2 separate regions of the Homo sapiens genome follow, and region 1 is linked to region 2. The links are chromatin loops, found by intact Hi-C in ENCODE. Cell type or tissue: natural killer cell. All regions are shown on one strand. Links, peaks and the distances in the headings refer to the core of each region. The heading gives the core; the rest is flanking DNA.

Region 1 (7,863 bases), core at 2,792-5,291, 290 kb before region 2:
TATTTTATTTCCATAAGTTTTTGGGGAACAGGTTGTGTTTGGTTACATGAATAAGTTCTTCAGTGGTGGTATCTGAGATTCTGGTGCATCCATCAATCTGAGCAGTATACACCGTACCCAATTTGTAGTCTTTTAACCTTTATCCCCCTCCCACCCTTTCCCCACAAGCCCCCAAAGTCCACCGTATCATTCTTATGGCTTTGTATCCTCATAGCTTATCTCCCACTTATGAGTGAGAACATACCGTATTTCTTTTTTAAATGTCATTTTCAATTGCTTGCTACTGATATACAGAAATAAAATGTGATTATTGCATATTGATCTCTTATCCTGTGATCTTGCTGTAATCACTTGGTCTAGGAGATTTTGTATATTCCTTTAGGATTGTTTATATACATAATTATGTTGACTATGTAAATAAGACAGTTTTACTTCTTCCTTTACAAACTGTGTTTTTTTTTTCTTGTCTTTTTGAACTATCTTTGTAAGAGTGGATATTTCTGTCTTGTTTCTGTTCTAAGGTAGAAAGCACTTAGTTTTTCACAATTAAATATGATGTTAGCTCTAAGTTTTTTACAGATGCCCTTTTTTAGGTTGAGGAAATTTCATCCTATTCTGAGTTTGCCAAGAGTTTTATCATGAATTGGTGTTGAACTTTGTCAAATAGTTTTTTCCTGCATCTGTTGAAATGATCACATGATTTTTCTCCTATATTCTATTAAAATGGTGAATTATATTATTTGCTTTTCATATCAAAGCAACATTGCATTTGTTGGAGAAACACCAGTTGATCATGGTACTTTTTTAAAAAAAATTGCTAGATTCAATTTCTTAATATTTTGTTTAAAATTTTTGCATTTATTTTCATGAAGGATATTAGTCTATAGTTTTCTTAGTATGTCTCTGTCAAGTATTAAACCAAGGTATTGCAGGCCTTATAAAATGAGTAGAGCAGTATTCCCTCTTCTTTTACCTGACATAGTTTGGGAGAGATGGTTATGTGTTAAAACATAATTTTTTCACTTAACATGTTAAAACTTAAATGTTTCAAAAAACTTAAATATTTCATAAAATTCACCATGAAGTCATCAGAGTCTGGAGTTTTCTCTGTCGAAAAGTTTTTATTTAAAAAATAATTTTTACTAATAGTCTGGGCACAGTGGCTCATACCTGTAAGCTCAGCACTTTGGGAGGTTAAGGTGGGAGGATTGCTTAAGCCCTGGAATTCAAGACCAGTCTGAGCACTGTAAGGAGACCTTGTATCTACAAAAAAAATTTTTTTTTTAATTAACTAGGCTTGGTGGTGTGTGCCTGTAGTCCTAGTTACTGAGGAGGCTGAGGTGGGAGGATCACTTGAGCCCAAGAGGTCCAGGCTGCTGTGAGCCATGGTCAGGCCACTGAAGTCCAGCCTGGGCAAAAAAGTGAGACACTGTTTCATAGGAATCGTAATAGTAATTTGTTGTAGGGCAATCTGGGTCTTCTGGGTTTTTGTGAGTCTGTTTTTGTAATTTCTGTCTTTCAGAGAATCTTTTTTATCTAAATTATTGAACTTTTTGGCATAGTGTTGCTCACAATTTTTTTTCTTATTTTTCTTTTGATAACTGTAAGAACTGTACCAATAATTCTCTCCCATTTCTGATATTGATAATTTTTTCTTTTTCTTTTCTTTTTTATTTATTTATTTATTTTTTTGAGACAGGTTCTAGCTCTGTCACCCAGGCTGGAGTGCAGTGGTGCAGTATCTGCTGACTGCATCCCTTCACCTCCTGGGTTCAAGCAATCCTCCTGCCTCCGACTCTGGAGTAGCTGGGATTACAGGCACGCATCACCACACCCGGCTAATTTTTGTATTTTTAGTAGAGATGGGGTTTACCATGTTGGTCAGGCTGGTCTCAAACTCCTAACTTCAAGTGATCCACCTGTCTCGGCCTCCCAAAGTGCTGGGATTACAAGCGTGAGCTACTGGGCACCTGGCCTGTGGCCATTGATTTTTAATTGACCAGGTTGGCTAAAAGTTTATCAATTTTCAGAGAGCAAGCTTTTGATTCCATTGACTTTTGAGTGTGTCCGTTTTCTGTTTCATTGATTTCCACTGTTACCTTTATTATTTCTTTCCTTCTACTTACTTTGGGTTTATATCATTATGAGATGATCTTGTTTATCTCTAGCACCACTTTTTTCTTAAAATCTCTTTGTGGTAATGCAGCTACTTCAGCTTTCTGATGCTTTCTTATGTTTCCATGGTATGCGTTTTTTCATTCTTTTACTTTCGACTCATTTGTACTTTTGCATTTAAATAGCATCTTTTGTAGACAGCACATACGTTCTTGTTTTTATTAATATATTCCACCTGCTAATCTCTGTCTTTTGGTTCGACTGTTTCATCTATTTATATTTACTTTTTTTTCAGGGATGGAGTTTCTCTGTTGCCCAGGCTGGAGTGCTGTTCACAGGTCTCCTAACATTCTCTATTTGTCTTTTTTTGTTTGTTTTTGAGACAGGGTCTCATTTTGTGGAGTGCAGTGGTACAGTCACAGCTCGCTGCAACCTCAACCTCCTGGGCTCAAGCGATCTTCCCTCCTCAACCACTGGAGCAGCTGGAGTACAAGCATGCAGCACCACACCCAACTAATTAAAAAAATTTTTTTTTTTGGTAGAGATGGCGGTCTTGCTATGTCTCCCAGCTGCTCTTGAACTCCTGGCCTCACCTTGGCCTCCCAAAATGCTGGGATTATAGGCATGAGGCACCATGCCAGCCCTCTGTTTTTCAATTGAATACTTTCTATTGGTCTATCTTCAAGTTCACCAATGAATTCTGTCACCTACATTCTGCTACTGAGCCCACATAGTGATCTTTTATATATTGTTACTTTCTAATTTCCTTTGTATCTAATAGTTTAACAATTGATTATCTTGGGATATAATTATATCATCTTCCAGTCATGATAATTTTACCACCTGCTATGGTTTGAATGTATCTGCTAAAGTTCACGTGTTGGAAACTTGATTCCCACTTCAGTCAGGATCTCTTTGAAATTAAGAAGTGTGTGTGTGAGTGTGTGTGTGTGTGTGTGTGTGTCCTTGCTGCCTGAGGGTGGAGGAAGAAATTGTGAACAGGAATCCTGTATTTGCTTGTCTGTGTCAGGGGAAAAGAATTATACCCCAATTCTTTTCCGCTGATCCTCAAGCCTGGGAAATTTTAAAGGAGATGGGAAACGACCCCGCCTTCTTATGAATATGCAACAGTAAGGGGTTGGGAGAAGGGAGAGAAAAGGCCTGCAAGAAATTCACCCCAGGTCCTCCTGCTCCGGGCTCAGCCCGGGCCCCCCACCGTCCTACCCACGAAGAACAGCAAACAATAGCACAGCCCCGGCCCTGGAAGCCGAGCTAGCCGCAGAGGGTGATGCGGAACTGCTCATCGCCAGGGAAACGCGGCATTCGGACAGCCGTCCAGAGCCTGTCTGAGTTCTGCTGGGCGGGGAGCCAGAGACTGATTCGCTGCGGTCCTGGGCCCAGCGGCTGGGAGGTCCCGCCCTGGCCGAGGAAATGAAGAGGGCGCAGGGCATGGGGGCGGCGCGCACCCGGGACAGTTTCCAGTCGGCTTCTCCGTGACCTTCCTCCCCCTTCCAGCTCGGAGCGGGATGCTGGGATCCCTCCAAGGACCCTCTGAGGACGTAGGAGGGATGCTGAGACAGGCAAGTGGGATTTCTCTACATATTGTCACCTCGCCCGCACTTTTGGAGAAGGTAGAGCCAAGCAGCATTTGGCCGAAATCCTGTGCCCGTGGAACATTTTTTTCCTGAAGTGGGGGGTGAAAGTTGATGATCAGCGGCTCCGGGTAGGAGAAGGGATAGAGCTATAGGTGCGGTGAGGTTAGAGAAGTTGTCATGGCCGAGCTTGCAGTGAGCCGAGATCGCGCCACTCCATCCTCGGCGACAGAGCGAGACTCCGTCTCAAAAAAAAAAGAAGAAAAGAAAAGTTGCCGCGGCCCCAGCAGGCTCAAGGGGTGAGCGCATAGGGGCGCCGGGGCAGTAGTTGCACAAAGCCAGCCTGGCGGTCGCGTTGCCATGGCAGCGGGGGAGGGGCCGAGCCGCAGCGTGGCTGTGTTGCCGGGCGACGGAGGAGCCGCGGGGGAGGCCGAAATCTCCCGGTGCTCAGCGTCACTGCGTGAGCCCCCACTCTGATGCTTCGTTGGTGTGTGTGTCTGTCGGTGTCAATCCACAGTCCGCTGGCAGCCTCTGTCACTTGGTTAGGGAATAAACTATCACCTACTTAATACCTTAATGCTCTGCTTTTGAAAATATTTGGATTGTGGTGTTATGGAAGACATGAACAAGAATAGTACTCCTACTTAACGAAGTTTTGTTTTGTTTTGTTCGTTTTGAGACAGTCTTACTTTGTCGCCCAGGTTGGAGGGCAGTGGCGGATCTTAGCTCACTGAAACCTCTGCCTCCCGGGTTCAAGCGATTCTCCTGCCTCACCCTCCCGAGTAGCTGGGATTACAGGCGGCCGTCGCTACACAAGGCTAATTTTTGTATTTTTAATAGAGAAAGGGTTTCACCATAATGGCCAGGCTGGTCTCAAACTCCTGACCTCAGGTGATCCGCCCGCCTCGGCCTCCCTAAGTGCTGGGATTAGAAGCTTGAGCCACTGCGCCTGGCCAACAAAGTTTTTTAAAAAATACGTTGTATTTCCTCGTTTTTAAGGTAGCATCTACTGATGGGAGTTCCTTAATTATCATTTAAAAAGTAAAGTACAGAACCAGATTTGGATCCACGAAACGAATTGTTCCTCAGCTTTTCAAACATACTAACCAAAAACATTTGCAAAAGAAAAATATATAAAGCCGGTAGCAGTACTAAATATTAGGCCCAGCACTAAAAATGCAGACAGTTCTACTGTTGGAAAGATGGCGACTTTCACAAAGGACTAGAGAGCATCAGCCTCATTTTATTTCTATGGGTATTTTCATACATGGAGATGTGCTAGGTGATTTTGTCTTACTATGTCAAAGATTACTTGTTTTAGCCATATACCATAGGAAAAAAAAAATGTCAAGGGGTTCGAATGATCTTTTTTAGAGCAGTTTTTTTGTAGCTACAATAGTACTTCTATTTTACAAATTATGTTATTTGTTTACTCAGATACTCATTCATCAAACATTTACTGAGGCTCTACTATGTGCTGTGTACAGTGCTAGACTTGAGAGCAGAGAGATAAGTGGTGAGAAGAACATACAAAACTGAATTAGAAAAATTCACAGTTTCGGGAGCCGGAAATGCTAGGAAGCAGTTGTAAACCACTGTGGTACATTCTCATTGTGAGATGCCACCAGGACAGCCCCTGCTACTGGCCAGGGCCTCAGGTACACAGACCACAGCTGAGCTTGGAACTTCATTTGCGTTGTGGGTTTTGCTCTTTCAAGGCAGGCATTTTTGGACCCATTTAAAATAGAAGGAGTCCAGCACTCAGAGAAGTGCGGTGATAAGCCTCATGTCTCACGGCCAGTCAGGCTCAAGATCCAAAAGCCACTGCTATGACATATATTTTGGAACATTCGCCCTTTGATCATTAAATCCTCACTACCTGAATGACTATATTTTTTGATCATTCATAATGGTAAGTGAATTTCTTAAAAACAATAACTGTGATGCAATTTTCTTTTTGGTTGAGATCTGAAGTCACGTATTTCTAAAATCAGATACCAATTGCATTCTGAAGATGTGTTCTTCCAACTGGAATGTTGTCATTGTCAATAATACTTTTTCCAGGGGTTCCTGGGAAGTAAATGAGAAAATTTAAATTTGGTTATTCATGATTTTAAAACATGTAAAGATGTGTGTGTTTTAAAGTACTGTGTTTAATAAATCGCTATAGCATTAGATTTGTTTAAAGCAAAATACACTAGTTATCATTTAAGTTTTTATTAACTTTTTAAATTTTTTGTCAGATTTCTTACTTTCCACTTGCAGCCACATTAGAGAGGTCATAGGAAAAATTTCTACCTAGAAAGTTCAGGTATGGACCTGGCTGGTCCTGCATGAAGACTTTGCTATGCATTTTCCACTGCAGCCTGGGAAACCTCTTTGAACTAATTTTATAAGCTATTTTACTGTTAAAATTTTATTTTTTCAAATAGATTGCAGAATCCCTGAAGGCAAGGACCAGGTCTTCTGTGTCTTTAGAATTCTCTTCATAATACTAAATACAACACTCTTCATAAATATTAACTGGCAGAAAAAGCAAAAATAAACTTTACCGGACTGATGAAAACTAGAGTAGAACTAATACTTTTATAGATACTATCCTGAGTCACAGAAGTTTTGCTTATTTGCTGATTTTTTTTTCATTAAACTCTACTGTGAAATGCTAGGGAGTACCTATTTCATAGGTAGAAAAACTGAGTTGTAGTGATTAGCATATGAAATATTTTTCAATGCATTATCTTCATTGAGCCTTACAACAACCACTCAGGAATTCACATCACCATTTTTTAAATATGTGAGAAAACAGAAGCTCAGAGAAGTTGAACGAGTCAGACAGGGTCACCCAGAAAGGAAGAGGTGCATCTTCTGACCGTGTCACATGATTTTTATTCTGCCATTGCAAACCAGGTACACGTGTGAGCTTCGGGAGGCTGGGTCTCCCACCAGCCCTGGAGTGCTAGGTGCAAGATCCCTTCTCTCCCTCACCTCCTCAAGGCTGCTCTGCCGTCTGGGAAGAAGGTGAGAGAAACTCTTTCAAAAGACAAAGGGGCAGGGCCAGTGAAAGGAGGAGCTGGAGAGGGGCTCCCTGGAGCAAAATGAAGTGAGATTGAGAAGGAAGAGTCAAGTGAAGTTGATCGAAAACCAGCCACTGTTCAAAAATGGGAGTGAGGGGTTGGGAGAGAGTGTCTTTGTTCGGGCTGCCATCACAAAACACCACAGCCTGGGGGCTTAAGTGACAGACCTTGATTGTCCCAGTGCTGGGGGCTGGTAGTCCGAGATCAAGGAGTCTGCAGGGATGGTTTTTTCTGACGCCGCGCTCCTTGGCTCACAAACAACTGCCTTCTTACTGCGTCTTCACGTGGTCATCCTTCTATATTGTCTGTGTCCTAATCTCTGCTTATAAGGACACCAGTCATACTGGATTAGAGCCCACCCATATGACCTCATTATACCTCAATTACCGCTATGAAGGCCCTATCTCCAAACACAGTCCCATTCTGAGGTACTGGAGTCAGGACTTCATCCTGTGAATTTTGAGCCCAGAGCAGAGAATTTTTAAAAAGTGGACACTGATCTGTGACTTTGAAGACAAAACCTGTTGACCTGTTTCAATTGCTTTGTTATTCTCATTAGTATTTTCTCTTAGCACAAATAAATGGTTGAGCAAATAGTGGCCATTTATTTTTACACTAGTATATTCTGTTGGTTGTTTTTTTTTTTTAAAAAACATCCAGAACTGAATTCTATATCTAGCTTGCTTCATAATTTATTTTCACTCTCATCTCTGCAGGGCCAGCTTCAAACCTTGTCAAGCTCTGACAAGGGAAGATGAAGCCTAGTTCCAGCTAGGGGTGACCTGTCTATCTGCATTTTTTGAGCTGCAGAGTGATGGGAGTCATATTCGCTGCCTGTGCAGCACCACAGGCCTGATGAAAATGAAATGGCAACACCGTGCAGATGGCAAAGCGTAGGCCTCACAAACATCCTGGCCGTGAAGGTAAGTTGAGCAACTTTCTGCCTGCATGGCATTATCCATGCTTATTTCTAACAAGATACCTATGGCAGAGTATTTCAGGCTGTTTGTGAAGGGCAGCCAGTAGAATTTGAAGGTTTTCACTGAGGCATTGAGCAACTAACAAGGGTGTAATTGGAACGT
Region 2 (6,049 bases), core at 221-2,720:
GGGCCCAGGATGGATCGGCAGGTGTCAGCCAGGATGGACGGGAGGAGCCGTGCTCAGAGCCAGCAGCCCCAGGACGAGCAGCTCCTGGCTAGGAACAGAAGACAGGCACTGTGGGACAAGTCAAAGGTAAAACCTAAGAGCTCACCGCAAGATACAAAGAAGCCCAGAGCCAACGACGCCCCAGCTCTGAACTGGAGACGGGACAGAGGCTGAGTTTTGAGAGCAGGAGGGAGTGGAGCTGCTGGCTTGGTTGTGGGGTCTGGAGCCAATGGGGTGTTGGCTGCCCAGGGTGCAGGGCCCTAAGTTGAATACTGATGTGAAGCTATACATTAAGAGAATGATTCTTCAAAGCTCCTTAGACATTAATAACAGATTATTAGTGAGAGTTAATATGTCAGTTTCTAGGATTCCTTTTGATCTTATTGTTGTCCACATGTTTAAAAGATTGAAAAATACTATTTGTGAAGAATGGCTTGAAAGTCTAGATTAGATATACTAGTGACTTTTCCAACACTAACAGTTTACATTCTGGAACATGAAACATATTTCATACTTTAATTCAGTCACCCAACACTGACTATTAAGCATGTTCCTTGTCCTTGAGAAAGTCATAGCTAGGATAAGAGTAGGGACAGGATATAAAGGGACAGATATAAACTTAATAATAACTATAATGTAAATGCGATACATATTTTAAAAGAGGTTAGTCTAACATGTTTATAGAACATCAAAGGCAGATATTGTTATGGCAGAGGATCAGGGAACTGAAAAATAAGTCATGGAACCGTCACCAAGCAATGATGGTTACAACTTTTGTTTGTTGTTTGGTTGGTTTTTGTTTCCTTAAGTTTATTTTTAAATAGAGATGGGATCTTGCTATGTTGCCCAGGCTGGTCTTGAACTCCTGGCCTCAAGCAATCCTCCTGCCTCAGCCTCCTAAAGTGCTGAGATTACAGGCATGAGCCACTGCGCCCGGCCAATGGTTAAACTTTTGAGGGATGAGCCAGAATTTGATGGGCTGTTTTGGGTGGGAAAGTTGCTCCAGGCGGAGAGGTCAGCGTGGACGGATGGAAGGATTTTGTCCTATTCGTTGGAATAAGGAACATTCAGTGGTACACATTGGCTAACGCAGAGGTTTCCAGCCAATGCAATCAGAATCCATTGCCTGCAACTTGTGGCTTGCTGCATGGACAGGCAACAAAAGGCATATGTCCTAGAACAACCTGAGCATGTGGTGTGGTTTAAGTAAGCTTAACCTGAAGGTCCAGTGGTTCCCAAATTTTTCCAGGTGTCAGAATCATTTGAGGAGCTTTTCAAAATAAATTCTCAGCCAACATCCTTCCCCACTACCACCACCCAACCTGACTCAGTGGCCCAGGGCAGGGGAGGATCTTTATTTTTCTAAACATTTTCCATGTGATTAGATGCCACAGGCCCTGGGTGTTTGGGAACCACTGAAGGGGGATGGACCCTGGAAATTGTGCATCATGTTTTGACGTTGTCAGTTCCTGTGACCCAGCTCTTTCCCTCTGTGTGCATCTCCGTGGCCTGAGCTCTTGGGGTTCACCCATAGTTTCAGCCCACAGAGCAGCAGCCCGTGACAGCTGCTCCCAGCTGTGAACACGAGCTGCCCGCCTGGGCTTGCCATTTCTGTTTTTAAGATGGGAAGTCAGAATGGCTTATCTCAACTCTGAGGAAGTCTGAGCCATCAGCAAGAGGTTTTCTCAAATACATGATTTTAGCAGATTATTTTAAGGGTGGGGGAATTTCCCTGAAGTCAAGGGAGGGGAAATTCCCCACCAAGGAGTGATGCTGGGTGGGAGATGCTGGTCGGGAACCAGCTGCTCATTAGCTAGGCAGTGTTGGAGAGTGCCTCATGAAAATAGCTAAATCTATGTCTCCTTGTTGTCAAGTGCCTGATGTTTAAGGGCTGTGTTAGATCTCACCTCCCTTTCATTTAACAGAACACCTCAACCTCCACCCTGTTATCACACCCTCACCAGGACTACCCTCCCCCACTTATCAGTCAGGGGCTTTTTTTTTCCTGATGTCTTCTCTAACTGTATTTGTAACAATCCTTCCAATTTAAAAAAATGACACCTCCTCTATGGCTACCACATTGTTCTCTGTAGTAGTTCCTAAAGCTAAAAGTGGCCAGGGCTGAAAATGGGGACTGGGGCATTCTACTCACTGACAGCTGCAGCCAGGAGGAAAGCAGAGAGGGGGAGGAAAATGAGACATTTGTGTAAGGGATGGACTGGGGAAGGACCAATGCAGCCCCAGGAATCAGGGGCCCCCAGAGGGCAGTGTTTCTAGGAGTGATGGTTAACCATGGTTATTGAACAAGAGCATTATAAATTCACTTTATTACATTTTTGGAATTGATAGTACTCTGTGGAACAGATGTGTTCTCTTGGAATTGTCCCCAGTCAGAGAGGCGCTGATGGTCAGCACGCAGTTTTGATGACCAAGGGTGTGCTCCTTCTACCTGACTGAAGCTGCGGGAAGTGTTGTAGAAAGAGCCTGCTCTGTCTGCTCTCATATTGATTGTATGTAGGCATTTGGGGTTTTAAAACTGATTTCAATTTGGAGCAGTCTTTGCTTCTTGTTTACAAGATCGTTTCCAAAAATGGCTTTTTGGGCAAGGTGCAGTGGCTCACGCCTGTAATCCCAGCACTTTGGGAAGCCAAGGCAGGTGGATCACCTGAGGTCAGGAGTTTGAGACCAGCCTGGCCAACATGGCGAAACCCCATCTCTACTAAAAATACAAAAATTAGCTGGATGTGATGGCACGCACCTGTAATCTCAGCTACTCGGTAGTCTTAGGCAGGAGAATCTCTGGAACCCTGGAGGCAAAGGCTGCAGTGAGCTGAGATCGCGCCACAGCACTCCAGCCTGGGCGACAGAGCAAGACCTTGTCCCTCACCCCTCCCCCAAAAAATGTTTTTTCCACACCAATTTTTTCAACAAAAGAAACTACGGTTGGTGAGAATGTGGAGAAATTGGAACTGTTGCGCACTGTTGGTGGGAATGTGAAATGATGCAGCCATGTGGAAAACAGTATGGAGAGTCCTCCAAAAATTAAAACTAGAACTACCATTTGATCAAGTATGCTAAAGAGTTGTAAGCAGGGTCTCAAAAAGATAGTAGCACATTACTCACAATAGCCAAGTAGTAAAAGGAGCCCAAATGTTCACCCACAAACAGGTAAACAGAATGTGGTGTGTATACTCACAATGGAATATTTTTGGTTTTTTCCTTTTTTAAAAATCAATGGAAGTGCTAACCAAACAATGGAATATTATATAGTGTTTAAAAAGAAGGAAGTTCTAACACTTGGTACACATGAATGGATGTCAAGGACATTATGCTTAGTGAAATGAACCAGCCATAAAAGGACATATACTGTATGATCCCATTCATATGAAGTATCTAAAGTAGTCAACATCATAGAAACAGAAAGTGGAAAGGTGGTTGCCAAGGAACAGGAGAGGAAGAAGAGGAAGTTGGTGTTTAATATGTGTGGCCGTTCTGCAAGATGAAAAAGTTCTGTCGTACAAGAGTGTGAATATACTTGACACTGCTGAACTGGAACTGTGTGCTTAAAAAGGGTTAAGATGGTAAAAGAAAGGAAGAAAGAAACAATAAAATTTACTTTTTAATTATTATAATACATTCATTTCTCCTGATTTTGGTGACATACATTTTGAGAATTTATAATAGCTTTACAGCGTCAAAATTCCCTTAGATAAGAAGTCATCATTATTAACTTTCATCTGTAGTTGAGGTTCAAAGCCTATTGAAGTTAGTGAGGAATGGAACATGTAGAGGTGAAGAAGGCAGCAGCACCGGCCTGTGGGTCTGGCCATTGTGAGGAACTCTGCCCAGCAGAGCTGGCATTGACACGCTGTGGACTACTACATCTAAGATTTTTCAGCTGAACTGCAAATTGCTATTTCCCCATCAGCAATTCGTAATTCAATTGAACAATGTCTACTGAGAGTATGTGACACTTTAAAAAGTGTTCAAGTAGAGTGGAGTCAGATTACAGAGAAGATATACCGTAAAAGAATTTTGTTATGAAGCAATAGACAACTCGCATGTCATTTCTTGTGACATCATAAAACCACTGTTTTAAGAAGTTCACCTTGGGCCGGGCGCGGTGGCTTACGCCTGTAATCCTAGCACTTTGGGAGGCCGAGGCGGGCGGATCACAAGGTCAGGAGATCGAGACCATCCTGGCTAACATGGTGAAACCACGTCTCTACTAAAAATACAAAAAATTAGCTGGGTGTGGTGGCGGGCGCCTGTAGTCCCAGCTACTCGGGAGGCTGAGGCAGGAGAATGGCGTGAACCTAGGAGGCGGAGCTTGCAGTGACCCGAGATCGCGCCATTGCACTCCAGCCTGGGCAACAGAGCAAGACTCCGTCTCAAAAAAAAAAAAAAAAAAAGAAGAAGTTCACCTTGGAAGTAATATATAGGATGGCTTGGGGAGGGAAACAGAGTCATGAAGACTGGCTGAGGGATTTTTCTAGCTAGAATCTCAGATGAGCACAGGGGTGGGAGTCAGAGAGACCTGGGTTCCTATCCTGGTTCGGACCCAGCCCCTGTATAGCCCTGATAAATGACTCAACTTCTTGGAACCTCAGTTTCCACATCAGCAATTTGCAGTTCAATTGGAAATCACATACTGAGTGCCTTCTGTATGCCAGGTACTATGCTAGGGGCTGGGAAGACAAAAATCAAACGTCTGTCCTTTCCTTTAAGTCTGTCCTGTCCTTTAAGATGGTAAGCGACCTAGACAGTAAGCGTGGGGAATCATAGAAAACCACCAGGCCTGGACGAAGCATCAAAGCATAGCACAAAGATTCTTCCTGTCTAGACATCAGACACTGAGAAATCCCACTCCATAAAACACACTTGAATTATGGGACAGGAACACAGGAGTCATTAACTTTAAGGGACTTTAAAATCGTGAAAGTAGTTAGGGTGGTGAAGGGAAAAGGATACAACCAGAAAATGGAATCAGGTCCTTGACAGGCCCCACTGGGAGCAGGGATTGGTAGTTGGAAGGAAGGGTTAGTGAGGGAACGGAGGGCAGGACATACGGCTGCTCTCCAGAATGGGAGCAAAACACACAGATTTGGATACTAACACTGTTTTTAATATCATTTTGTCTTATTACAAGTAACAGCTACTGCTGGAGGAGACAGTTCTGCCCAGTGGGTAAGAGTTAGATGGCCTGAGCCTGCTGCACACAGCTGTGTGTTATTGGGACTTGAGTTTCCTCATCTGCAAGTGGGGACAACTGACAGTACCTCCCATGTAGCATTGTCATGAGGATTATATGAGCCGGTTCATCTCCACAGCTTAAATCAGTGCCTAGCACATTATAGGCACCTGATAAAATAACATCTTGCAATTCTATTTTTAATTTTTTTTTAATTTATAGAGATGGGTCTTATTATGTTGCCCAGCTTGGTCCCAAACTCCTGGGCTCAAGGGATCCTCCTGCCTCAGTCTTCCAAAGTGCTGGGATTACAAGCATGAGCTACCACGCCCAGCCACATCTTGCAATTCTATACTGTTTTTCAATTTACAGGGTGCTTTCATGTATCATCATTCCACTTGAGGCTCAAAGCACACCAATAACAAGTACTTGTTCAGAATGTATAAACAACCCTGAGAGATGGGTTTTATCATCCACATTCAACAGGTGAAAAAACAAAGAAAGAAACTTGACCAAGGACTCATACTCAAAAAAGAAAAATATAGAAAAGAAAAAAAATGTGCATCGCTATCATTTGAAGGCAAGTTCATCTGACCCCAAAGCCTTGCATGAAGTCCACATGCTGTTTTTCTTTCCTTCCTTCCTTCCTTCCTTCCTTCCTTCCTTCCTTCCTTCCTTCCTTCCCTCTTTCCTTCCTTCCTTCCTTCCCTCCTTCCTTCCTTCCCTCCTTCCCTCCCTCCCTCCCTCCCTCCCTTCCTTCCTTCCTTCCCTGCCTCCCATGTATGCCAGGCAGGAACACAGTTAAGAATAAAGCAGACA

What was found. Peaks named below come from ENCODE experiments on the same cell type or tissue, not always from the same donor. Only the 100,000 strongest peaks of a DNase experiment are listed, where the experiment ranks them.
Region 1: it touches region 2 in a loop (3-fold over the local background); 2 of 110 quality-filtered maps call a loop at or near these places.

The regions. Positions count from the first base shown.
Region 1 is chr13:23,976,230-23,984,092 of GRCh38, forward strand. It overlaps a transcript of SPATA13 not described here. Among named protein-coding and RNA genes, the nearest start is that of C1QTNF9B, 83 kb to the left of the region's middle. In natural killer cell, for the core only: no CTCF peak of the experiment used is centred there; DNase peaks (open chromatin) are centred at 3,472 and 4,092; H3K4me3 peaks cover 1,075 bases; H3K27ac peaks cover 441 bases; H3K27me3 peaks cover 126 bases.
Region 2 is chr13:24,273,012-24,279,060 of GRCh38, forward strand. All of the region lies in intron 4 of SPATA13 (spermatogenesis associated 13), which reads left to right. Among named protein-coding and RNA genes, the nearest start is that of SPATA13-AS1, 22 kb to the left of the region's middle. RefSeq lists enhancers at 1,610-1,899, 2,200-2,259. In natural killer cell, for the core only: no CTCF peak of the experiment used is centred there; a DNase peak (open chromatin) is centred at 1,770; H3K27ac peaks cover 2,500 bases.